Regions from separate parts of the Homo sapiens genome. Here regions 1, 2, 4, 5, 6 and 7 are each linked to region 3. The links are chromatin contacts, found by Hi-C or POLR2A ChIA-PET in ENCODE. All regions are on one chromosome and are shown on one strand. Each heading gives the region's core, a stretch centred on a gene start or an enhancer-like site at or near the end of the contact. The rest is flanking DNA. Distances are from core to core; before and after follow the strand shown. Region 1 holds the start of TMEM248 (transmembrane protein 248). Region 2 has its middle 15 kb from the start of CRCP. Region 3 holds the start of LINC03011 (long intergenic non-protein coding RNA 3011). Region 4 holds the start of ASL (argininosuccinate lyase). Region 5 holds the start of TYW1 (tRNA-yW synthesizing protein 1 homolog). Region 6 has its middle 44 kb from the start of LINC02604. Region 7 holds the start of GUSB (glucuronidase beta).

Region 1 (3,223 bases), core at 304-2,803, 430 kb after region 3:
GTGGTGGCTCATGCCTGTAATCCCAGCACTTTGGGAGGTGGAAGTGAGCGGATCACTTGAGCCCAGGAGTTTGAGACCAGCCTGAGCAATTTGGGGGAAACCCCATTTCTGTGAAAAATATGAAAATTAGCTGGGCACGATGGTGCACATCTGTGGTCCCAGCTACTCAGGAGGCTGAGACAGGAGGATCACTTCAGCTTGGGAGGCCGAGTCTGCAGTGAGCCATGATCATGCGACTGCACTCCAGCTTGGGTGACAGAGCAAGACCTTGTCTCAAAAGCAAGAACAACAAAACTTTATTACCTTTAAAGCACCCTGTACTCCTCCCCCATCCCATTCCCCTAACACTTAACATGAAGTTTATACATCTTTTTCTCATGCTTCATGTCAGTTCAAACAATTATGTATGCATCTCTAAACAATATGTTATGAACTTGCCTGTTTTGAATTTTACATAATGGAAATATGTAGCAGTGTACCATTTTGTGATTTGGTCCCTGCCAATATAGTCTGCAATTGACTACCATAATTGTGTGAGCTGTATTAAATAATTTTCACTGGTCTTTTGTACCCGATTAAACACGAAGATGGGCCAGGCGTGGCAGCTCACACCTGTAATCCCAGATCCTCCCGAGGTGGGAGGATCACTTGGGTCCAGTAGTTCGAGACCAGCTTGAGTAACATAGGGAGACCCTGTCTCTACAAAAACAAACCAAACCATGAATATATCAAAGTTGGTTTTTACATTTGACTGTATGGACATCTGCTTTTTCTCCCCAATTTTTAGTGAGTCATACTGCTGCTAAAAACATTGGTGTTGCTATGAGCATTATTTTGTCTACTTGTGCATAGGTGCAACTGTTTCTCCAGGGTAATATATTCTCAAGAGAGGATGTGTATATCTTTAAGTGTACTGCATAATGCCAAATTACTTTGCAAAGTGATTGTACAAAATTATACTTTAAAAATTTTCATTTTCATTTTATTTTATTTATAAATAGAGTCAGAGACTCCCTATGTTACCCAGGCTGGTCTGGAACTCCAGGACTCAAGCGATCCTCCTGCCTTGGCCTCCCAAAGTGCTGAGATTACAGGCCTGAGCCACCGCGCCTGGTCCAAAATTACATGTTTATCAGCAGTGATTAATATACAAGCACATCAACAGACACACGCATAGCACACACATGAGCATGCACACGTGTGCGCACTCCCTACACATCTACGCATGCACACACCCATACCATCACACACCACACACGCGCACACAGATGCACATACATGCACTCACTGCACACACCGTTGTACACGATGCACACTACAAGCCACATACACGCACTACGCACACACGCACACGCACAACACCAGACCGGCACACAGACCCATAAACGTCCATCACGCACTCCACGCACGTCCGCATGCACGCTACCCGTCCCGGAAGCGTGGTCTCCGCCGCCTGCCTCTGACGAAGCTTGTCCCGGCCGCGCCACCGTCGGACGCCCGGGGTCGGAGGTCACGGCGGCGTTGGAGGTGGCGTGGTTTTTTTTTTTTTTTTCACCCGGAAACCGCGGTTGCCGGAGCCCGAACTGAGGCGGCGGCGGGAGCCCGGTTGGCGTCTGGTCTTCGCGTCGGCCCCGCGGAGCCAGACGCTGCCCCCGGCGCGGGGAGAAGATGGTGCCTAGCGGCCTCGGGCCCGCCACGCGCCGCCACGAGTGAGCCCAGCGCGACCGCGGGCGTCCGCCGAGCAGCTGGCCCGGCTGGGCCCGGGGCGCGCAGCTGCCCGCCGGGGCGGGGTGAGCCGGGGCTGGAGGGCGGGCTGGGGTCGGGCCCAGTCGGGGCTGCCCGCGGGGCCGGGAGCGGGGAGCGTGCTGGTCGGGAGCGGCTCCTCCGCCGGCTTTTTTCACCGCTTCTCAGGGTGCAGACCCCGCCCCAACTGCTGGCGGGGGTCGCCCAGCATCGGCCGACCTCGGCCTGGTCCCCCCACACTGGGGTTTGCCCACTCGCGTCCCCCGAGCCAGGGTTCCCTGCCGGCCTTGGAGATGGCGGGACTTCCCACGTCTGGAGCCGAGGCCTGGATAATTCGGATTTGGCACGGGAAACATCTTGGTCGTTTGCCATTTTTCGGCTTTGGGGAGTGTTTGCGTTTCTTCTCCGTTTGGCAGTGAAACACATCTCAGAAAGGTGGGAGGGAGAGACTCACGTACGTCCACAAAGTTAAATGGCATAGTGGTGTTCCCTGTGTCAAGCTTGGTAAATATCCGGAATGGGGTGGATTCTTTCTTCATGTTTTTAATAAAATGAGGAGTGATCGCAAGGTAATCTAGAGGCATGTAGTTTCAGTTCCCTTGATGGGGACCATCAGAAATAAAACCAGGCTTGTTGTGCTGTTTTGAGTCGTTTGAACGCCGTACCCATCGGACAGCTGGTGAGGAGGCCTTTGTGGAAGAATCTGATGTCTGAGTTTAGTTCTCAACTAGCAGGTGACAGCCCTCACTGGCTGATGAATGGTGAGCTTCTCTGAAGCCTGCTTTGTAAAGATTGTGGCTTCCGCCTGAACTGCTTCTTTCCTGCCTCAAAGGTGAGCCGCTACGGGAGGGAATGGGAAGAAAAACTCCGAGACTGCTGATGAATATGTGATAAAGTGGTTTGTCTCGATAGCACCATCAGCTTGGGTCAGCTTAGGGTCTCAGCATGTGTATCTCATTTGTAGATGAGTGTTCCATCAGCGCTTGACCGATAAGGGTGTCCATCTACTTCCTCTTTTCATCTAGGGATTCTGACAGGAAATAGACCTGTCGCGCACCTAAGGTATACTTAGGTGTGCATTGACCCTAAGTGCATTTACTCTCTAGGATTAAGGATTTGGAGTTTCAACTTGTAGTGAAGATTCTGGGAGAATTCCTGTGGCCTGAATCAGGTGGACTGGAATCACTGCTAGCACCGGAGTCTCAATGCTAAAATCACCAAAGGCTAGTTAACTGGCACCTTCTCCGTTTAGGCTCTAGCTGCATCTGTGGCAAGGAGGAAAGGTAGATTATATATATATATGTTTTTGAGACAGAGTCTCACTCTTGTCGCCCAGGCTGGAGTGCAGTGGTGCGATCTCTGCTCACTGCAACCTCTGCCTCCCAGGTCCAAGCAATCCTCCTGCCTCAGCCTCCCTAGTAGCTGGGATTACAGGTGCCCGCCACCATGCCCAGCTAATTTTTGTATTTTTAGTAGAGAC
Region 2 (3,060 bases), core at 531-3,030, 390 kb before region 3:
GGGTGACAAGAGCAAGACTCTGTCTTTAAAAAATAAATAAAAAAATAGTGGCTGGGCGCGGTGGCTCATGCCTGTAATCCCAGCACTTTGGGAGGCCGAGGCAGGTGGATCACCTGAGGTCAGGAGTTCGAGACCAGCCTGGCCAACATGGTGAAACCCTATCTCTACTAAAAATACAAAAATTAGCCGGGTGTGGTGGCGGGAGCCTGTAGTCCCAGCTACTTGGGAAGCTGAGGCAGGAGACTTGCTTGAACCCGGGAGGCAGAGGTTGCAGTGAGCTGAGATCATGCCACTGCACTCCAGCCTGGGTGACAGAGGGAGACTCTGTCTAAAAATAAATGAATAAGTAAGTAAATAAATAAATAAATACATACATAAGAAAGAAGGAGGAGTGGGGGGGGGAGGAGGAGGAGGAGGAACGGGAGGAAACAGCCAGGCCGTGGCTCATGCCTGTAAAGGAGGAAGAGGAGGAGGAAGAAACAGCCAGGCACAGTGGCTCAAGCCTGTAAAGGAGGAGGAGGAAACAGCCAGGTGTGGTGGCTCATGCCTGTTAAAGGAGGAGGAGGAGGAGAAGGAAGAGGAGGAGGAGGAGGAGGAAGAAACAGCCAGGAGCAGTGGAGGAGCAGGAGATGGAGGAGGAGGAGGAAGAAGAGGAGGAGGAGAAAGAAGAGGAGGTGGAGGAGGAGGAGTGGAGGAGAGGAGAGGAGGAGAGGAGGAGGAGAGGAGGAGGAGGAGAGGAGGCGGAGAGGAGAGGAGGAGGAGAGGAGGAGGAGAGGAGGAGGAGGGGAGGAGGAGGAGAGGAGAGGAGGAGGGGAGGAGAAGGAGGGGAGGAGAAGGAGCGGAGGAGGAGGGGAGTAGAAGGAGTGGAGGAGAGGAGGCGGAGAGGAGAGGAGGAGAGGAGGCGGAGAGGAGAGGAGGAGGAGAGGAGGAGGAGAGGAGGAGGAGGGGAGGAGGAGGAGGGGAGGAGAAGGAGCGGAGGAGGAGGGGAGTAGAAGGAGGGGAGGAGGAGGGGAGGAGGAGGGGAGGAGGAGGAGGGGAGGAGGAGGAGAGAAGGAGAGGAGAAGGAGGGGAGGAGGAGGAGAGGAGGAGAGGGGGAGGAGGAGAGGAGGAGGAGGGGAGGAGGAGGAGAGGAGGAGGAGAAGGAGGTGGAGGAGGAGGAGAAGGAGGTGGAGGAGGAGGAGGTGGAGAAGGAGGTGGAAGAGGAGGAAAGGAAGAAGGGAGGAGGAGGAAAGGAGGGGGAGGAGGGAGGGGGAGAAGAGGAGGAGGGGGAGAAGGAGGAGAGGGAGGAGGAGAAGGAAACGGCGAGGCTTGGTGGCTTACACCTGTAGAGGAGGAGTAGGAGGAAGAAACAGCCAGGCTCCCTGGCTCAGGTCTGTAAAGGAGGAGGAGAATGAGGAGGAGGAGGAGAAGGAAGAAACAGCCAGGCCTGGTGGCTCTCACACCTGTAAAGGAAGAGGAAGAGGAGGAGGAGCAGGAGGAAACAGCCAGGCGTGGTGGCTCACGCCTGTAAAGGAGAAAGAGGAGGAAGAAACAGCCAGGCACAGTGGCTCAAGCCTGCAAAGGAGGAGGAGGAAACAGCCAGTTGCAGTGGCTCACGCCTGTAGAGGAGGAGGAGGAGACAGCCAGGCACAGTGGCTCATGCCTGTAAAGGAGGAGGAGGAGGAGCAGGAGGAAGAAGAAACAGCCAGGAAGGGTGGCTCATGCCGGTAAAGGAGGAGAAGGAAGAGGAGGAGGAGGAGGAAACAGCCAGGCGAGGTGGCTCACGACTGTAAAGGACGAGGAGGAGGAGGAAGAGGGAGAAACAGCCAGGTGTGGTGGCGCAGCCTGTAAAGGAGGAGGAGGAGGAAACAGCCAGGCGAGGTGGCTTACGCCTGTAAAGGAGGAGGAGGAGGAGGAGGAGGAGGAAAAAACAGCCAAGCGCAGTGGCTCATGCCTGTAAAGGAGGAGGAGGAGAAGGAAACTACATGGATTGGTGGCTCAGGCCTGTAAAGGAGGAGGGGAGGGGAGGGGGGAGGAGGAGAAGGAAGAGACGGAAACTGCCAGGCACGGTGGCTCATGCCTGTAATCCCAGCAATTTGGGGGGCAGCAGTAAGGAGGAAGGAAGGAGGAGGAAAAAGAATGAGGAGGAGGAAAGAGGGAGGAAGAAAAAGAAACAGCCAAGCGGGCTTGGTGGCTCATACCCATACTCCCAGCTACTCCAGAGGCTGAGGCAGAAGAAACGCTTGAACCTGGGAGGCGGAGGTTGCAGTTAGCTGAGATCGGGCTACTGCACTCCAGCCTGGGCGACAGAGTGAGACTCCATCTCAAAAAAAAAAAAAAGAGCCAGGTGCAGTGGCTCACGCCTGTAATCCATCTATTTGGGAGGCTGAGGCGGGAAGATTGCTAGAAACCCAGGCGTTTGAGACCAGCCTGACCAACATAGTGAGACCCTGTTTTTACAAAAATAAAAATTTAAAAAAAAATTAAAAATTAGCCAGGAATGGTGGCACAAACCAGTCATCCCAGCTACTCAGAAGGCTGAGGCAAGAGGATCACTTGAGCCCAGGCGGTCAAGGCTGCAGTGAGCTATGGTCAAACCACTGCACTTGAGCCTGGGCAATGGAGTAAGACTCTGTCTCAAAAAAATAGTAATAAAGTTTGAAATACAATAAGAATTACCGAAATGTGACACAAAGACAGCGAATGAACACATGCTGTTGGAAAAACGGCACCAATACGCTACCTCAACACAGGGTTGCCACAATCCTCTAGTATGTTAAAAAATGGGCCACGCATGGTGACTCACGCCTGTAACTCCAGCACTTTGGGAGGCTGAGATGGGAGGATTGCTTGATGCCAGGAGTTCGAAACCAGCCTGGTCAACATAGCGAGACCCCCCCCCATCTAAATTGTTTTAAATATTATTATTATTATCTTTTTTTTTTGAGACAGAGTCTTGTTCTGTCGCTCAGGCTGGAGTGCAGTGGCACAATCTCAGCTCACTGCAAGCTCCGCCTCCTGGGTTCACGCCATTCTCCTGCCTCAGCCTCCCGAGTAGCTGGGACTACAGGTGCCCGCCAC
Region 3 (2,968 bases), core at 296-2,795:
GATCCACCTGTCTCAGCCTCCCAAAGTGTTGGGATTACAGGCATGAGCCACCGCCCCCAGCACTCGTCAAGGTCTTTGATGGCAGGTTTTTCCAGGTGATCAGTCCTTGTCTGGTCTGGCTCTGTCCCACTCTCCCTCTCACCAAGTTCGAACCCCTAGCTAGTTTTCAGAGGAGTAGAGTGTGTACCCCAATCCCAACTGGGTATGGTTCAGATCTGCATTTAACTCATGAAGCCTGGCTGCTCCGCAGGTCCTGGAGAAAAAAAGAGTCTCGCTGCAGGTATGATACAGGACAGGCTTGTCCCCAGGACCCGCCTGTCCCCAGGAAGAGGGAAGCCCAATGTCCCACCAGGTTGGCAGGGCTGGGGAAGGGAAAGTGTTATAGTAGCCCCAAGACTAAAAAGAGGCAGCAGAGGGAGCAGGACAGTGCTCCCATGGAACTCAAGCCGCTGCCTGAGTGAGGTGAGGGAAGAGTGCACCCACTGACATCAGGGGGCAGAGAGGTGCGGTTCCAGCGCGGCTTTTCCCCTTGCGTCTTGCCATGTGACTCTGATCCCCTCCAGGTGAGCCTGCCCACTTTGGGCCCAGGGTTGCCGCTGGGGCCTGTACCCAAAAGCAGCCCCCCATGGCCATGACCCCACTCCCAGGAGTGGGGCAGAGCAGGGAGGAGTCCTGGAAAGAGGAGACGCAGGGACAAGAAGGAATGGGCCTCAAACTCCAGGAGGGGGACCTTCTCATGGGTCCTGTTTTCTGGTCTCTCCTCGCTTACCCCTGGGCTGATCACCCTGGGAAGAACTGAGCCAAGGTTTCTCACCCTCAGGTCCAAGGGGTTCAATTACCGGGCCCTTAGGGAGATGCGAGCCCCCTAAAACGATGCAAAGTTCCTGGCCTAATTTTTATATTTTTAGTAGACATGGGGTTTCACCCATGTCTACTGATCGGAATGCCTCGAGCACACAAAATGTTGGAATTTACAGGCGTGAGCCAACGTGCCCGGCCAGCCCTATTTATTTCAGCCTATACATTTTGCACTTGTTAAAAGTATTTGAACATACAATTATCATGTTTTCTTTAAGCAGTCCCTCCCTGTTGTACACTTGGATAGTTTATTTTTTTAGACAAGGTTTACCTCCGTCTCGCAGGATGGAGTGCTGTGATGGGATCATAGCTCATTGCAGCCTTGAACCTTGGGGTTCAAGTATCTGGGAAGCTGAGGTGGGACTACAGAGATGGGGTCGCGCCATGTTGCCCAGGCAGCTCTTTAACTCCTGGCCTGAACGGATCCTTCCGCCTCGGCCGAGCCTGGACATAGTTTTCTAGTTTTGACCCACAGAAACACTGTGCTGGGTCGGAGTTTGTCAACCACCCTTCTCCAGCCAGCAACACACAGAACATGGCGGGGAAGTCGCGGTTACCAGGCTCCACTCCGAGGAAAAACCAGCGCAGCTCCAGGCACTGTAGCGCCACTGTGACGTCGCCGAAGGCCGGCGCTATTACGACGCCGGAAGGCCCGCGCCTGTGACGTCAGCTGAGGCGCGCCCCTGTGATATCTCACAGGCCCGCCCCTTCTGTAGAACCAATCGGAACTCGAGGCGCAGCGGCTGGGTATTCCAGGAGAGCGCATGCGCAGACGCATGGCCACAGACTGCCGGTCAGTGTCAGCAGGCGGTGGGTTAGGGTCCGCAGGCCCAGACCAGGCCGCCGACACCAATAAGCTACAAGGAGGAGCTTTACCGCTGCCTGTACTACTACTGCCTGCGCTACTTCCCAGCCTGCGGCGTAGGGCGCAGCAAGGGCCTGACGCTTAGCGAGCAGGCGCTGCGCACCAAGCGGCTGTCGCCTGGAGGGCACGTTCAGGCAGAAGCTCCTCAGTGGCCACAAGTCCGCTAGCTCCGGCTACAGCCCTTGCCGCACACTCGCGTCACCTGAGCCTGTGTAGGTGCGCCCCCCAACTCCTCCCCCAGCCAGGTCCCGGGGACGCCGGCAGCGTCCCCCACCCCTGGCGCCGCTCATCCTGGGCAGGATCGGCCCCGTCTGAGGCTGCACCGCATTAGGGAGCTGCACCCCTCGGCTTGACCTCTGATGGCCGTTGCAACAACATCAAAGCCTTTGGAACTTTGTAGGGGGTACGAGGGGCTAGGAAACCAAGAAAACATCTTTTTAAAAATATAAGCGATCGGGCCGGGCGCGGTGGCTCACGCCTGTAATCCCAGCACTTTGGGAGGCCGAGACAGGTGGATCACGAGGTCGGGAATTCAAGACCATCCTGGCCAGCATGGTGAATCCCGTCTCTACTAAAAATGCAAAAATTAGCCGGGCGTGGTGGCGGGCACATGTAATACCAGCTATTCGGGAGGTTGAGGCAGAGGCAGACAATTGCTTGAACCCGGGAGGCAGAGGCTGCAGTTAGCCGAGATCGTGCCACTGCACTCTAGCCTGGGCGACAGACCAAGACTCCGTCTAAAAAATAAAAAACTATATATATGTGTGTGTATATATATATATATATATGCGATGGAGCCCGGGAGGTTGAGGTTACTGTGAGCCGAGATTACACCACTGCACTTCAGCCTGGGTGACAGAGGGAGACCCTGTCTCTAAAAAAAAAATATATGCAAGTGAGAGCTTTTCTTCCAGTGCTCATGCTCAGACTGAAGAAAGTTATTGGGCCGGCCCAGTGGCTCACACCCGTAATCCCAGCACTTTGGGAGGCCTAGGTGGGCGGATCCCTTGAGCTCAGGCGTTCCAGACTAGCTTGGGCAACATGGTGAAATTCGGTCTCTACAAAAATACAAAAAATTATCTGGGCGTCGTGGTGGGCGCCTGTAGTCCCAGCTACTCAGGAGGCTGAGGCAGGAGAGTGGTGTGAACCCGGGAGGCGGAGCTTGCAGTGAGCGGAGATCGCTCCACTGCACTCCAGCCTGGGCCACAGAGCGAGACTCCATCACACACACACACAAAAAATTAG
Region 4 (2,992 bases), core at 325-2,824, 420 kb before region 3:
CCCTGAGTACCCAACATAGCCCCCCTCCCCAACGCCTGTGCTCCCTGCACACCTCCTCCATGCTATGTTGGAACTTCTTGAAGTCAGGCTTCATTTCTTTTGTTTCGTTTCTTTCTTTGTTTTCTCTTCTCTTTTTCTTTTTCTTTCTTTCTTTCTTTTTTTTTTTTTTTTTTCGAGACAAGAGTCTCACTGTCGCCCAGGCTGCAGTGCAGTGGTGCCGTCTCAGCTCACTGCAGCCTCCACCTCCCTGGTTCAAGTGATTCTCCTGCCTCAGCTGTCGGAGTAGCTGGGACTACAGGCACCCACCACCACACCCGGCTAATAGAGACAAGGTTTCACCATGTCAGCCAGGCTCATCTCGAATTCCTGACCTCAGGTGATCCGCCCGCCTCAGCCTCTCAAAGTGCTGGGATTAAAGGCGTAAGCCACTGTGCCCGGCTGCGTTTCTTTTTTCTTTTCTTTTCTTTCTTTCTTTCTTTCTTTCTTTTTTTTTTTTTTTTTTTTTTTGAGACAGAATCTTGCTCTGTCACCCAGGCTGGAGTGCAATGGCACCATCTCAGCTCACTGCAATCTCCGCCTCCCGGGTTCAAGAGATTCTCCTGCCTCAGCCTCCGGAGTCGCTGGGATTGCAGGCACCCGCCACCGTGCCCGGCTAATTTTTGTATTCTTAGTAGAGACGGGGTTTCACCACCTTGGCCAGGCTGGTCTCAAACTCCTGACCTCGTGATCCACCCGCCTCGGCCTTCCAAAGTGCTGGGATTACAGGCGTGAGCCACCGCGCCCGGCCTCCGGCCGCGTTTCTTTTCTTTTTTAGAGGAGTCAGGCTGGAGTGCCGTGGCACAATAGCTCACTGCAGCTTCGAACTCCTGGGCTCAAGTGCTCCTCCCGCCTCAGCCTCCTGAGTAGCTAGGACTGCAGGCGTGCACCACCACGCCCGGCTTTTTTTTTATTATTATTAATTTTTTTGTAGAGACGGGATCTTGTTGTATTGCCCAGGCTGGTCTCCAACTCGTAGCCTCAAGCGATCCTCCCACCTCGGCCTCCCAAAGTGCTGGGATTACAGCTGTGAGCCACCGCGCCTGGCACAGGCTTCATTTCTGATGGTCCTTCCTTTTTCCTTGATGCCTTTCTCTGTACCTGGCACATAGAGGTGCCTGGTACGTGTTTGTTGAATGAATGAATGAATGAGTGAATGAGCGAACATGCCATTTCACCTTATATATCTTGTGAACCTGCCAGGCCCGGGCCTGATGTCATAGCCTCTACCCCTGGCCCGAGTCTCCAGTCCCCTGCGTGTCTGCTGACCACAGCACGAACGCCAGCGCACTACCCTCCTCAACCCCAGCCCAGGCCCCTTCCCCGTCGGGGTCCCCCCAACCCTTTCCCCGCCCGCTTCCCCGCCCCGGGGCCGCTTAGCCTCCAGCTCAGCGGGAGGTATCCCCGCCCACGGCCAGGATTGGAGGATGGAGGCAACGCCCACCCCGCCGGGCGGCCTCCTATTGGCGCGGCCGTCGCCAGGGGTGGGGACAGGACCGGCGGCTGCTGACGCCATCCCGGCCAGAAAAGCCCTGGCCAGTGGCGGGCGCGACACTATCCGTGCGGCCAGGCGGAGGTGAGTGCGCGGCGGCCGGATGGGCGGGACGGGCGTGGAGGACGCCGAGCACCGTGGCGCGCGCTCACGTCCGCGTCCCCAAGGGCTGCGCTCCCTCAAGCGCAGTGCCCAGAACTCGGAGCCAGCCCGGCCCGGGGGACCCTGCTGGCCAAGGAGGTCGTCAGTCCGGTCTTGTCTTCCAGACCCGGAGGACCGAAGCTTCCGGACGACGAGGAACCGCCCAACATGGCCTCGGAGGTGAGTGGGACCTCGGGGACTCCGGTCCTCCTAGCCTCCAAAGGAGAGAGTGGGGGCGCCAGACCTGCCTCGGGCCACCCTGCTGGGAATCGCCCTCCAGGAAGCAATTTTGAAAATTACCTAGGAAGCCTGCACCCCCAGCCCTCCCGGGCGCATCATCTGGAGCCCAGCAGTCACCTTTACCAGGACTCACCAGTATCCGCAGGCAGCCCTTGTGGCAAACCCACCAACCCACACTACTAGGGGTAGAGTGGCTCTGCCCTCACCTCACAGTGATGCCTGCCTGGCCAGGAAAAGTGGCTCCCAAGCCTTCAGCCTTCCAACTCTTCCTTCCTTCTTACCACGTGTCCTCCTGTCAGGTCCCACCCCACACCACATCCCTTCTCCTGCTAGAGCAATTGTCCCTGTTTATAGAATAAAGCTCAGCCCCTAAGTGTTCTTGTCCTTGACTGTGGCATGTGGAAAGAGCCAGGAAAAAGGGGACGTCGCCTCGTGGCTCCAGCAACCCTGGTGCCTGGTCCCTTCCTGTCTCACTGGACCCTGCCTCTTAGGGTCAGTGGCTCCTGGCCTCTCCTCCTGACCACTGAGATGCTGGATTCCCAGGCAGAGGTTTTCCTTCCTTGGGCCATAGTTGATTTATCTGGCAATGGGGGTAATAATAGCTGTCGGCCTCACTCTGTAAGGCACTAGATTATGAGGCCATTGCTTTGGACCCTTCAGGTGAGAGGGGCTGTTCGCCTGATGCTTGATGAAGGGAACTCCGGGAAGCAGGAGGTCTGGGTTCCAGGCCCTTTTGGCCTTCATTAGCTAGCAATTCACTTCCTCTTTCTCAATGCCCTGCAAGCTCAGTGCCCTGCAAGCTTCTGGGTCATGGCAGGGGGGTAGGGCCTGGACTTTGGAGCCAAACAGACTTGGTTTCTGTACCAGTCACTTGAGCCCTTTAAACCTCTTTCCTCATTTGTGAAATAGGGGTAATATTGCCCACCTCATAAAAGGCCGTAATAACATATGTGAAATCCCTAGCACAGGGCTGAGCAACAGTAGGTGCTCAATAAATGGTGGCTAACCACAACAATACTGATATTTCTACTTTGGGAGGCCGAGGCGGGAGGACTGCTGAAGCCCAGGAATTCCAGACCAGCC
Region 5 (3,214 bases), core at 547-3,046, 500 kb after region 3:
CTGCAGCTTTTATGACACCAACAAAACAAAACCCCAAACCAACAACCCAATCCGAACCAACCAAATAAAGAAGAAACCCTTGGCTTAGGCGCCAAGCTCGGACAGCGACGTCTCATGCTCACAGCAGGAATGTTCCATTTCCTCCCCGGCCAACACCCCAGCCTGGCCCATTCACTCGACTTGGGCAGAGACAGGCCGCCTCGGAGGTGACGGCTCAGGCCCAGGCCCAGGCCCGAGGGAGGGGGCTACTCACACGCCGCTCCGCCAGCCGACGACCTTGTTTTTGTAGCAGGCGATTTCGAAGCGCTTCCCGGCACGCTTCATCCGTACCACGGCCACATTGGTTAGGCGGATCTGGTTGGTGGGGGTGAAGATCGACATCGCGGCTGTTCAAAGACCCAGAAGCCGGCGAACCAGGGCTGACCCGCGCCGTCCAGCCTGAAGGCCACCAGCGCCTCGCGGTAACGACCGATCGGCGCGCGGCACTGACCCAACCACCAGTGCGCGGCGCCGCGACTCACTAGCTTCAGGCAGCCGTCACAGTGTGTCTGGCAGGCTTACTTACTGCGCAGGCGTCAGGTGGAGCAGAAGCCGGGAGGGGAAAAGTGAGCGATGACGCCTGCGTATTGTGGCTTTTTACGCCATCTTTCCACGCCCAAAAAGGGAGGTGCTTTTCCTTGGCGTATTTACTTTCGCCAATGAGCTGAGAGCTCTGACAGGATGCTCGCGGATGTTTAGTGACCGGGTTAAAACACAGCGTTGGCACCACCTCGTTCCGCGGAATTCAAGGGCCAGACCCACTTTATAATATAAATATTTTTTATAATAGAATTATTTTATAATAAATATTTTTATTTACTCACCCTTTTATAATAGAAATATTTTAACATAAAATGTAGACAAAAAAGTGTAATGAACCTTCTATGTACCCATCACCCCGCTATCAACATTTTGCCATCCTTGTTTTATTCTTTTTTCATTTTTTTGTTGCTTTTTTATTTACAGTTTTTTTTTTAAGTCAGTCTCACTCTGTCACCCAGGCTGGAGTGCAGTGGCAGGGTCATGGCCCCACTGCAGCTTCGACCTCCTGGGTTCGAGCGATCTTCCAGCGTTAGCTTCCCAAGTAGCTGGGACTACAGGTGTGAGCGGCCACGCCAAGCTAATTTAATTAAATAAATAATTAAAAAAAATTTTTTGTACAGACGAGGTCTCACTATGTTGCTCAGGCTGGTCTCGAACTCCTGGGCTCAAGCGATCCTCCCGCTTCGGCTTCCCAAGTGCTGGGATTACAGGTTTGAGTCACAGCGCCCGGCCGGTTGGGGGTATTTTAAAGAAACCATCATATGGTTTCAGCATTAAATACTTCAGCCTATAGCCCTTAACAGATACACGCGACGAGATTAACTACAATTCCTTAATATCATCTAATAGCGAGTCCATCCTCGGGTTTCCCAAAAATAATGCCTTTCTACAGTCGGTTTATTTCAGTTAAGATCCAAACAGGCCCACATAGCATTTCCCCCGCTCCCCGCTCCTTTCCTCTTTTAATTTTCCCATGCCAATCATTTCTCTCTGGGCCCGCCTTTTCCCAGTCTGAGCCAATCCAAATGGAGGCGGAAGCGCTCCGCCTTCATCGCCTGGAACTCTGGGAGGTGCTTATTTCTGGGCACGCCCCCTTTCCCCTCTGAGCCAATCGGAGCAGGGCCGAGAGCGCACCGGGCACTGGCTTCCTTTCCCGGAGCTCTGGGCTTTCCTCTGGGCCCACCTCTTCGTCCTCTGAACCAATCAGGACCGGCCTGGCAGTGTCATGGCTGCCCACAGGTCTGCAGGCACTCGGTACGCCGCTAACGCGGCGAGGTAGCTCGGTGCGTCTCGCGGTACCAGTGCGAATCATCGGGCTATCCAGGTCCGAGATCCTAGTCTCCTGTCGGCTCTGAGGAGGATGGGTAAGGGCACTCGGCGGGCAAGGACCCTGGGGCGGCAGGGGAGGTAAACGTTTTACTGAGACCCTCTCCGGGCGGAGTGGCGTCCTCGGTCCCTTTCCTTCGGAGACTGTTGCACTTGACAGCACCGGCTAGTCGCCGCTGAGAGCAAGGAGGACTGATCCCTACTTTTGACCTGGCTTTTGCCTTTTGAGGCTAGGGGGTTAGACAGAAAACTACCCCTCCCACTTTACCTACGTGTATTAGGACTTTTGCACCTGTAAAGCCTAAATTTCAGGCCTCGACTTTTGAAATTGCTCCCAGGTTGAACGTTTGAAGCCAGGTCCCTGCATATCTCTCTTAAAAAAAAAAAAATGAGGTGTAAGGTCAGTTACTTGAGAATCTTTTACAAGTTTAACCGTGAGCCTTTGAAAGTACAGTTAGTAAAAAGAGTGCTTTTACTACTTAAGCTTTTTTTATGGAGCAAGCACAACAAAACAAAATTAATTTCACATGAAGTATTTTTACTTTGTGTTCCTTCTCTTGCTTCTAAATGCTCATTTCGAAGTGAAGATACAATTTTATATTCTGTTTTTTCTTTGAGTTAGTGTTAACAGTGTGATAATTTTATTACGTTACTACATAGTGTGTTATTTTTATTACAGTTGTTCCCCACCCCCCCGCCCCCGAGATGGAGCCTTGCTCTGTCGCCCAGGCTGGAGTGCGGTGGCGCAATCTTGGCTCACTGCAACTTCTCCCTCCCAGGTTCAAACAGTTCTCCTGCCTCAGCCCCCCGAGTAGCTGGGATTACAGGTGCGCGCCACCACGCCCGGCTAATTTTTGTATTTTTAGTAGAGGCGGGGTTTCACCATGTTGGCCAGGCTGGTCTCGAACTCCTGACCTCAGGTGATCTGCCCGCCTCAGCCACCCAAAGTGCTGGAATTACAGGCATGAGCCATCGTGCCCGGCCAACAGTTGATTTTTAAATTAGATTTCTTAGCTGGGTTGTTGAATGTAAGGTTGGTTTTATTTTCTTCTTAAAATTGGGATGGATATCTTTGTATATGTAGCTTTAAATGAAATTGTGTGTGTCATTTTAAATTTAGATCCTTCTGCGGATACATGGGACCTCTTCTCACCTTTAATATCATTATGGATAAACAGGTTTTACATTTATTTGGGCTTTGCTGTTAGCATTAGCCTTTGGATTTGTGTCCAGATTGTCATCAAGACGCAGGTAAGTGGAGTTATTTTTTTTTTAATGGAGTATTTAGGCATCAGATTTTATAGAG
Region 6 (3,319 bases), core at 797-3,296, 370 kb after region 3:
TTAAGTCAGATTAAAAGATTATGTGCAATAATTACCTAATGCTTAACATTTTTTAATGATGCCTTCCATATTAAATAATATGCCTCTAACAATTATGTGCTAGGACAGGAGAATTCATATTTTCAAAATTCTAATACTCTCTAGAACAGTAAACTCATTTTCTTTTTATTAACCCATTATAAATACATGTAAATATTGCATTTATGGGTAGACAGAACTAAAAGAACAATGTTTGTCCTACTTTTGAGATGCAAGATTTTATCTGGCATAATGCATTGAACGGGTTATTATTGAAGTCTACACCAGTCACCTGAACAAACATTCATCAAATGTCTATGATACCCAGGACATAAGTTTTTCTTTTATAGTATGGAGCTGTGCATATCATCTCTTATTGTTAGATGTGTTTTGAAAGAAATAGAAATAGAATTGATTTTCTTACTAGTTTTGGCTCTGGAGTGGAGTGGGGACAAAACAGAATGGAATTACACTCTTTAGATTTACTAAAATGGAAGGATTGCAGCAAGATCATATCCCTAGTCTCCCCATAGCAAATGGCACCTTCTGTTTTTTTGTTTGTTTGTTTGTTTGTTTTTGAGATGGAGTCTTGCTCTGTCACCCACACTGGAGTGCACTGGCATCATCTCAGCTCACTGCAACCTCTTTCTCCCAGGTTCGAGCAATTCTCCCTGGCTCAGCCTCCCAAGTAGCTGGGATTACAGGCAGCTGCCACCAGGCCTGCCTAATTTTTGTATTTTTAGTAGAGATGGGGTTTCACCACGTTGGTCAGGCTAGTCTCGAACTCCTGATCTCAGGTGATCCACCTGCCTCGACCCACTGAAGTGGTGGGATTATAGTCGTGAGCTGCCATGCCCGGCCGTCTTACTGTTTTTAATGTGCACTCATTATTAAAGTTTTAGTCATAACAGGAGAGAGAGTCAGGTAATGGAAACCCATATGCTTTTTACTGAGTACATTTTTCTGTACAGTCAAGGGTTTTATGCACGAAGAGTGAGACTGTTGGGAATCCTTTTTATTGGGCTGTACTTGTGCCTGGGTGCCGCTCTGCGGTAACAGAGAGAGCTTTGACAGCAGCCACCACTGCATTTGAAGATGAAGCCTCAGCGAAGCTCTCTTTTCTGTCTTGCTCCTTAGACACTTCATCAACACCTCAAATACTTAGTTTTGATATTTCCTACAACATCTTTTGCCTCCCAAAGTCACTGTCTGCCCCACTTTTATTCTGCTTCTCAGCAGAATTCTAGGTTGTTGTCACCTGCTCCCCAATACTCTTTTAAAAACTATTTTTATGGAAATTTTCAAACCTTGTGGGCTCTTGCTTGGCTCCTCCCTGTCTCATTTTCAGTCTCTTGAGGCCCCTGCCCTTATCCTCTCTACACTGGGGAGTGCCAGCCAGCAGCTTCACCCTGAGCCCTCTTTCTTTTTTCTTACTGTGTCTTCTTTACAGACAATCCCACCCTGCCCACTTCTTAAAAATATTATATTGTCTGTGTCATTGAGACTCTCATTTCTGGCCCTGAAGATGCCCCTCGTACTAGACCTTTGTATTTGCCTACCTGTTTGATTCCTCCTCAGACCTCATGTGTCCCAGGCAGAGTCTCCATTCCCCTTTTCAGGAGCTCCTCTCAGGGTCTACCAGCTGCCCAAGCCAGATGCCCAGGAGTTACGCTGAGGTGTGATTTCCTGCCTTCCCACATCCAGCCTAGCAAGGCCTCCTGACTCCGCCCTGAACAGAAAGCTCAGATCCTACCCCATCCTCCTTCACTGCCCTCCAGCTCTCAGTGGGAGTCATGCCACAGCGCAGCCAGGTCAGTTCATTGAAAGTAGGAGGTGGAGCCTGTCATTCTCTGGACTGTCATCTGTAGTGGCTTTCACTATACTTGGAGTAAACCTCACAGCCCCTGATGGGTTCTGCAGGGGCGTGGGGGAGCTGCTTCCTGCCATTTCTCTGCTTTCCTGCATCCCCTCTGTGGATCACTTGCTCTGTGCCAGCCACCATGGTCATTTGTGTGCCTTTCTTCCTCTCAGGTCACAGCCTCCTGGCGCTGTCGGGCTGAGGCCTGGTGTTTGTGGAATGCTCTTACTTGAGGGCTTTCTGTGCCTCTCATTTCTATTTGTGTCACAGTTTAAATGTCACCATGTTGGAGAGGTCTTCACTGAGCACCGTCTCACCTCAGCTGTGAGGCTCACTGACTCATCCTCCTTTCATTTTTCACAAAGCCCTGCTGGCTGACTTTTTCCTCCCACTGTAGTACAGTAGTGCTGACAGCGCAGATCATGCCTGTCCTGTTTACTTCTCAAGCAGGTGCTCAACAAATACTCACAGAGTGAATCCATGGCAATAAACTGTTCTCTAAGCTGGCAGAAATGTCTGTGGCTTTTGGCCATGTAGCATGCATTGTGACACTTAAGGGCGCAGGAGGGACTGCAGGCACCACATCTGGAAGGGCCGCAAGCTGTCCTGAGCAAGGAAGGCTGCAGTGGGGATCCATGTTCCCATGACCCTGGGGCCCTCATCTTCTCCTGAAACAGACCCTTTGAGTTTTAGTGCACAGAAGCCAAGTCTCCTGGGTTAGGAGTCCTGCCCTCCCTATGGATTTGAAGCGGGGTGCATGGCACTCACTGAGTCTTCAGAGACCAGCTTCTAGGTGCTACTCAGTTGGCAACTACAAACTTAGGTCACTAATTGTATGTTATTTGCAGAATTTGTGTACTTAGTTTTTGAACTACTTATCCTATTTTACGTCTCTAAGAACTTAATGTATTGAACAAAGTCAAAATGTTAAGTTTCTTCTCATCAGCATTTTTTGTGATATTTTATCTCTCCTTATATCTGACTGTAAATCAGCCAGTGATCCATAAACTAAATAATCTTTCCCACTCTTTAAGTCATTATGTTTCCAAGTGATGTAATAAAATAGATCAGGTGGTGAAAATTGTTTATCATTAGCGATGCCACCATAATGTTACTAAGATTCATGACACCTGAGAAGGAGGATGTCACTAGGAGATGACGCCTGAGAAGGAGGATCTGCATGAGAGGCCCCACCTCTGCCCTCCTGTGTTTTTTGGAAATTGAGCATGGTAAAAGAATCAGCTAAACTTGACCGGGCACAATGGCTCATGCCTGGAATTCCAGCACTTTGAGAGGCTGAGGCAGGAAGATGGCTTCAGGCCAGGAGTTTGAGACCAGCCTGGGCAACAGAGTGAGACCCCATTTCTGCAAAAAAATTTAGCAATTAGCCAGGTATGGTGGCATGTACCTGTAGTCTCAGCTACTTAGGAGGCTGAGGTAGGA
Region 7 (3,168 bases), core at 131-2,630, 510 kb before region 3:
TGCTGCAAAGTCAGAATAAGAGGATGTAGACCAGGCAAAAGCCGCCCAGACCTCACCCAGTTCCACTTCTCTGCAGATCACATCCAAGTCAGGAGGGGAACAGGGGTGGCGTCCTGGGCCTGATGTCATGTCCTGTCCTCTATGTGAACCTTGAAAACCAAGGGACTTCCTGCCTCGGCAGAGCTGACCTCAGGACATCTAAACTGTCACCTTCTCCCGATCCCCGGGCCCAGCTCTGTGCAGTGCATGCCGCTGTGGCCAGAGTGTGTGGGTGGCTCATGCCAGTAATCAGCGCTTTGGGAGGTCAACGTGGGAGGATGGCTTGAGGCCAGGAGTTCGAGACCACCCTGGGTAAATAGTGACACCCTGTATCTTTTTTTTTTTTTTAAGTTTTTTTGCCTTTTTTTTTTTTTTGGAGACGTAGTCTCACTATGTCGCCCAAGTTGGAGTGCAGTGGCATCCTGATCTCAGCTCACTGCAACCTCTACTCCCGGGTTCAAGCAATTCTCCTGACTCAGCCTCCCAAGTAGCTGGGATTACAGGCATGAACCACCACACTTGGCTAATTTTTATATTTTTAGTAGAGATGAGGTTTCACCCTGTTATGTTGGCCAGCCTGGTCTCAAACTCCTGGCCTCAGGCGATTCGCCCGCCTCCACCTCCCAAAGTGCTGGGATTACAGGTGTGAGCCACCGAGCCCAGATAATTTTTTTTTTTTCAATTAGCCAGGCGTGTTGGCACCCCCTAAATTGCAAGGCTGGGGCGGGAGAATCGCTTGAGCTCAGAAGTTAGGCTGGCGCCACTCCGCCCCAGCCTGGGAAACAGGTGCAAACCCAGTCTCAAAAAAATTTTTAAAAATTAAAAATAAATATTGAAAGGAAGGATACTGCACAGACTCAGCCTTTACCTCGGGAAAGGGCTCGGCAAGAGCCTTTTCTCCTCCTGCCTAATCCGCCCCGGCCCTCCAGGGTGCTCCTGTTCCCCCGTCCCCCAAGCCGGCGCCCCCAAGCCCGTTGACCTTTAACCTCCTGCGGGCCCCAGCTCGGAGACGCCCAGGGGAAGAAGTCTGCGGGGGGCCCGGGCTCCCCTACTCCCACCGCCGGGCTTTCGGGCGCCTCCCGGCCCTGCCCCGAGATCGCACCTCCCACAGCGGCCGCCGGTACCACTGCTCCTCGAAGCCCCGGCGTCGGTTGTCAGAGAAGTCGGCGCGGAAGCTCCAGAGGCCGTCCAGCTCCTTGCACTCCCGCGACGGGCTCTCCTGGGGGTACAGCATCCCGCCCTGCAGCCCCAGCGCGCAGCCCCACAACAACGGCCCGAGCGCCGCCCAGGCAACCGCCGACCCCCGGGCCATGCTTCCCGGTCCCCCGCTCGGCCACCGTCTGCGGCGCTAAGAAAAGCGCGGGAGGTGCCCGTAGGGCGGGTCGCGTGACGCGCCGGTGTCGTGATGCGCCTGAAGCCATCCGCGCCATCTTGGTTGAGGACGAGTGCCAGGCCTGGAGGGGCGGGGCCGGGCGCTGCCCGGTAGGGCTTGTGGCTGGAACCCCAGGCTAGGCCTTTGGGGAAACGGGACCCTCACCCTCAGCCCCAGCCGATAAGGGCGAGGTCTGCTCCCCACCCCGACCCAGGCTGGACGATCCAGGGCCGCAGGCCAGAACAGAACCCCTGAGATCGGTGGGATCCCCCTGTTTCTTCAAGGAGCACCTCCACTTGCTTTTCCCAGCAGGAATTCAAGGAGGCCCCAGCGGCGCCTCTTCCATGCCTGTCTGATGCAGCCTCTTGCAGGGATGCACGTCCTTGGGATGCGGCCATAGCCTTGACCCTGGGCTTCTGGAGCCCTGACCTTAACCCAGGGGCCAAGAGCTCCCTCTTGGTGTTGCAGGCACATAAAGATGCAGGGAGAGAGGCCAGGTGCACTTTGGGAACCCGAGGGGGGCAGATCACTTGAGGCCAGGAGTTCGAGACCAGCCTGGCCAACGATAGTGAAACCCCGTCCCTATTTTGTAAACATACAAAAAAAAAAAAAAGAATTAGCGGGGCGTGATGGTGCGTGCCTGTAATCCCAGCTACTCAGGAAGCTGAGGTAGGAGAATCGCTTGAACCCGGGAGGCAAAGGCTGCAGTAAGCCGAGATCGCACCACTGCACTCCAGCCTGGGCAACAGAGCGAGACTCTGTCTCAAAAAAAAAAAAAAAATTGCAGGGAAAGGGTGCCCTGCGGGACCCCAGTTTACTCCAGTAGGGAAGGCACCGTGTGGGAGAGGTAGAGGAGGAGATCTGGAGACAGCAAAGGAGACATAGATTTATGGAGGGGACTTTCATACAGGGACGGTGCAGTGGCCATTGCTGGACATGAGAACCACTACCATTTGTAAAAAGCATGCAGCTTACATAACATTTTCAACTAGCATCCTCGACCTGTTACTGGTGGAGTTCCGGGTGGTGAATCCCTACACATCAGCAACAACCTCAATTCTTGCCTCCTCAGAAGAAAGAATTGCACTGAGGGGCATAAGGCAGAAAGCCAGAGGGAGGTAAGCTGCAGAGCAGTAGTAAAAGCTTGTTAAAAAGCAGGCCAGTGCTGAGCGTAGTGGCTCACACCTGTAATCCCAGCACTTTGGGAGGCGGAGGTGGGGGGATCACGAGGTCAGGGGTTTGAGACCAGCCTGGCCAATATGATGAAACCCCATCTCTACTAAAAAATTAGCTGGGCATGGTGGCATGCGCCCGTAGTCCCAGCTACTCGGGAGGCTGAGGCAGGAGAATCGATTGAACGCGGGAGGCAGAGGTTGCAGTCAGCCGAGATCGCACCACAGCACTACAGCCTGGCGAGAGAGCAAGACTCAGTCTAAAAAAAAAAGCAGGCCAGGCACAGAGGTTCAGGCCTGTAACTCCAAACTCCAGCACTTTGGGAGGCCAAGGCGGGAGGATCACTTGATATCAGGAGTTTGAGACCAACCTGGCCAACGTGGAGAAACCCCATCTCTACTAAAAATACAAAAATTAGCCAGGCGTGGTGGCAGGCACCTGTAATCCCTACTATTTGGGAGGCTGAGGCAGGAGAAATGCTTTAACCCAGGAGGCAGAGGTTGCAGTGAGCTGAGATCACGCCACCGCACTCCAGCCTGGGCTACAGAGTGAGATGCCATTTCAGGAAAAAAAAAAATATTAAA

What was found. Hi-C counts contacts between places; a loop is a spot of excess contacts on that map. ChIA-PET counts read pairs that join two places held with the same protein, here RNA polymerase II (POLR2A). Pooled maps may share reads with other maps.
Region 1: a loop to region 3 is called in a map of CD8-positive, alpha-beta T cell, with 32 times the contacts of the local background. The contact joins the promoter of TMEM248 here to the promoter of LINC03011 in region 3. A Hi-C loop is called at or near these places in 6 of 168 maps with a recorded cell type or tissue (CD4-positive, alpha-beta T cell, CD4-positive, alpha-beta memory T cell, CD8-positive, alpha-beta T cell and 1 more), 4 of 37 single-sample maps with no recorded cell type and 20 of 50 pooled maps. POLR2A ChIA-PET finds 5 or more read pairs at or near these places in 7 of 52 experiments (CD4-positive, alpha-beta T cell, CD4-positive, alpha-beta memory T cell, GM12878 and 4 more).
Region 2: a loop to region 3 is called in a pooled map, with 4 times the contacts of the local background. The contact joins the enhancer-like site here to the promoter of LINC03011 in region 3. A Hi-C loop is called at or near these places in 4 of 50 pooled maps. POLR2A ChIA-PET finds 5 or more read pairs at or near these places in 3 of 52 experiments (OCI-LY7, PC-9 and activated naive CD8-positive, alpha-beta T cell).
Region 4: a loop to region 3 is called in a map of endothelial cell of umbilical vein, with 14 times the contacts of the local background. The contact joins the promoter of ASL here to the promoter of LINC03011 in region 3. A Hi-C loop is called at or near these places in 3 of 168 maps with a recorded cell type or tissue (endothelial cell of umbilical vein, naive thymus-derived CD4-positive, alpha-beta T cell and natural killer cell), 12 of 37 single-sample maps with no recorded cell type and 20 of 50 pooled maps. POLR2A ChIA-PET finds 5 or more read pairs at or near these places in 13 of 52 experiments (A549, AG04450, BJ and 9 more).
Region 5: a loop to region 3 is called in a map of natural killer cell, with 20 times the contacts of the local background. The contact joins the promoter of TYW1 here to the promoter of LINC03011 in region 3. A Hi-C loop is called at or near these places in 10 of 168 maps with a recorded cell type or tissue (B cell, CD4-positive, alpha-beta T cell, CD4-positive, alpha-beta memory T cell and 6 more), 14 of 37 single-sample maps with no recorded cell type and 27 of 50 pooled maps. POLR2A ChIA-PET finds 5 or more read pairs at or near these places in 15 of 52 experiments (CD4-positive, alpha-beta T cell, CD4-positive, alpha-beta memory T cell, CD8-positive, alpha-beta T cell and 10 more).
Region 6: a loop to region 3 is called in a pooled map, with 5 times the contacts of the local background. The contact joins the enhancer-like site here to the promoter of LINC03011 in region 3. A Hi-C loop is called at or near these places in 5 of 50 pooled maps. POLR2A ChIA-PET finds 5 or more read pairs at or near these places in 2 of 52 experiments (Caco-2 and WTC11).
Region 7: a map of B cell shows a loop between it and region 3 (37-fold over the local background). The contact joins the promoter of GUSB here to the promoter of LINC03011 in region 3. A Hi-C loop is called at or near these places in 10 of 168 maps with a recorded cell type or tissue (B cell, CD14-positive monocyte, CD4-positive, alpha-beta T cell and 6 more), 10 of 37 single-sample maps with no recorded cell type and 21 of 50 pooled maps. POLR2A ChIA-PET finds 5 or more read pairs at or near these places in 7 of 52 experiments (CD4-positive, alpha-beta T cell, GM12878, MCF 10A and 4 more).

What each region holds. Positions count from the first base shown.
Region 1 is chr7:66,919,672-66,922,894 of GRCh38, forward strand. It overlaps TMEM248 (transmembrane protein 248), which reads left to right and starts at 1,554. Exons shown (of 7, transcript NM_017994.5): 1 at 1,554-1,790. RefSeq lists a silencer at 1,596-1,845.
Region 2 is chr7:66,098,336-66,101,395 of GRCh38, forward strand. No RefSeq gene overlaps it. Among named protein-coding and RNA genes, the nearest start is that of CRCP, 15 kb to the right of the region's middle. RefSeq lists an enhancer at 1,870-2,431. Within about 2 kb of position 1,781, at least 38 of the 41 ENCODE cell types and tissues checked have a DNase peak (open chromatin) inside an H3K27ac peak, as active enhancers do; they include OCI-LY7 and PC-9, where a contact is called at or near this core.
Region 3 is chr7:66,492,087-66,495,054 of GRCh38, forward strand. It overlaps LINC03011 (long intergenic non-protein coding RNA 3011), which reads left to right and starts at 1,546. Exons shown (of 2, transcript NR_134573.1): 1 at 1,546-1,651. RefSeq lists an enhancer at 1,235-1,444.
Region 4 is chr7:66,074,245-66,077,236 of GRCh38, forward strand. It overlaps ASL (argininosuccinate lyase), which reads left to right and starts at 1,575. Exons shown (of 17, transcript NM_000048.4): 1 at 1,575-1,612; 2 at 1,795-1,849. The coding sequence starts at 1,838. RefSeq lists a silencer at 1,216-1,745 and an enhancer at 1,846-2,125.
Region 5 is chr7:66,995,037-66,998,250 of GRCh38, forward strand. TYW1 (tRNA-yW synthesizing protein 1 homolog) reads left to right here and starts at 1,797. Exons shown (of 16, transcript NM_018264.4): 1 at 1,797-1,946; 2 at 3,029-3,159. The coding sequence starts at 1,943. SBDS (SBDS ribosome maturation factor) reads right to left here and starts at 550. Exons shown (of 5, transcript NM_016038.4): 1 at 254-550. The coding sequence starts at 381. RefSeq lists a silencer at 1,548-1,667.
Region 6 is chr7:66,858,150-66,861,468 of GRCh38, forward strand. It overlaps the pseudogene GTF2IP23. Among named protein-coding and RNA genes, the nearest start is that of LINC02604, 44 kb to the right of the region's middle. RefSeq lists an enhancer at 1,836-1,895. Within about 2 kb of position 2,047, at least 4 of the 41 ENCODE cell types and tissues checked have a DNase peak (open chromatin) inside an H3K27ac peak, as active enhancers do.
Region 7 is chr7:65,980,833-65,984,000 of GRCh38, forward strand. GUSB (glucuronidase beta) reads right to left here and starts at 1,381. Exons shown (of 12, transcript NM_000181.4): 1 at 1,142-1,381. The coding sequence starts at 1,351. RefSeq lists an enhancer at 1,427-1,556.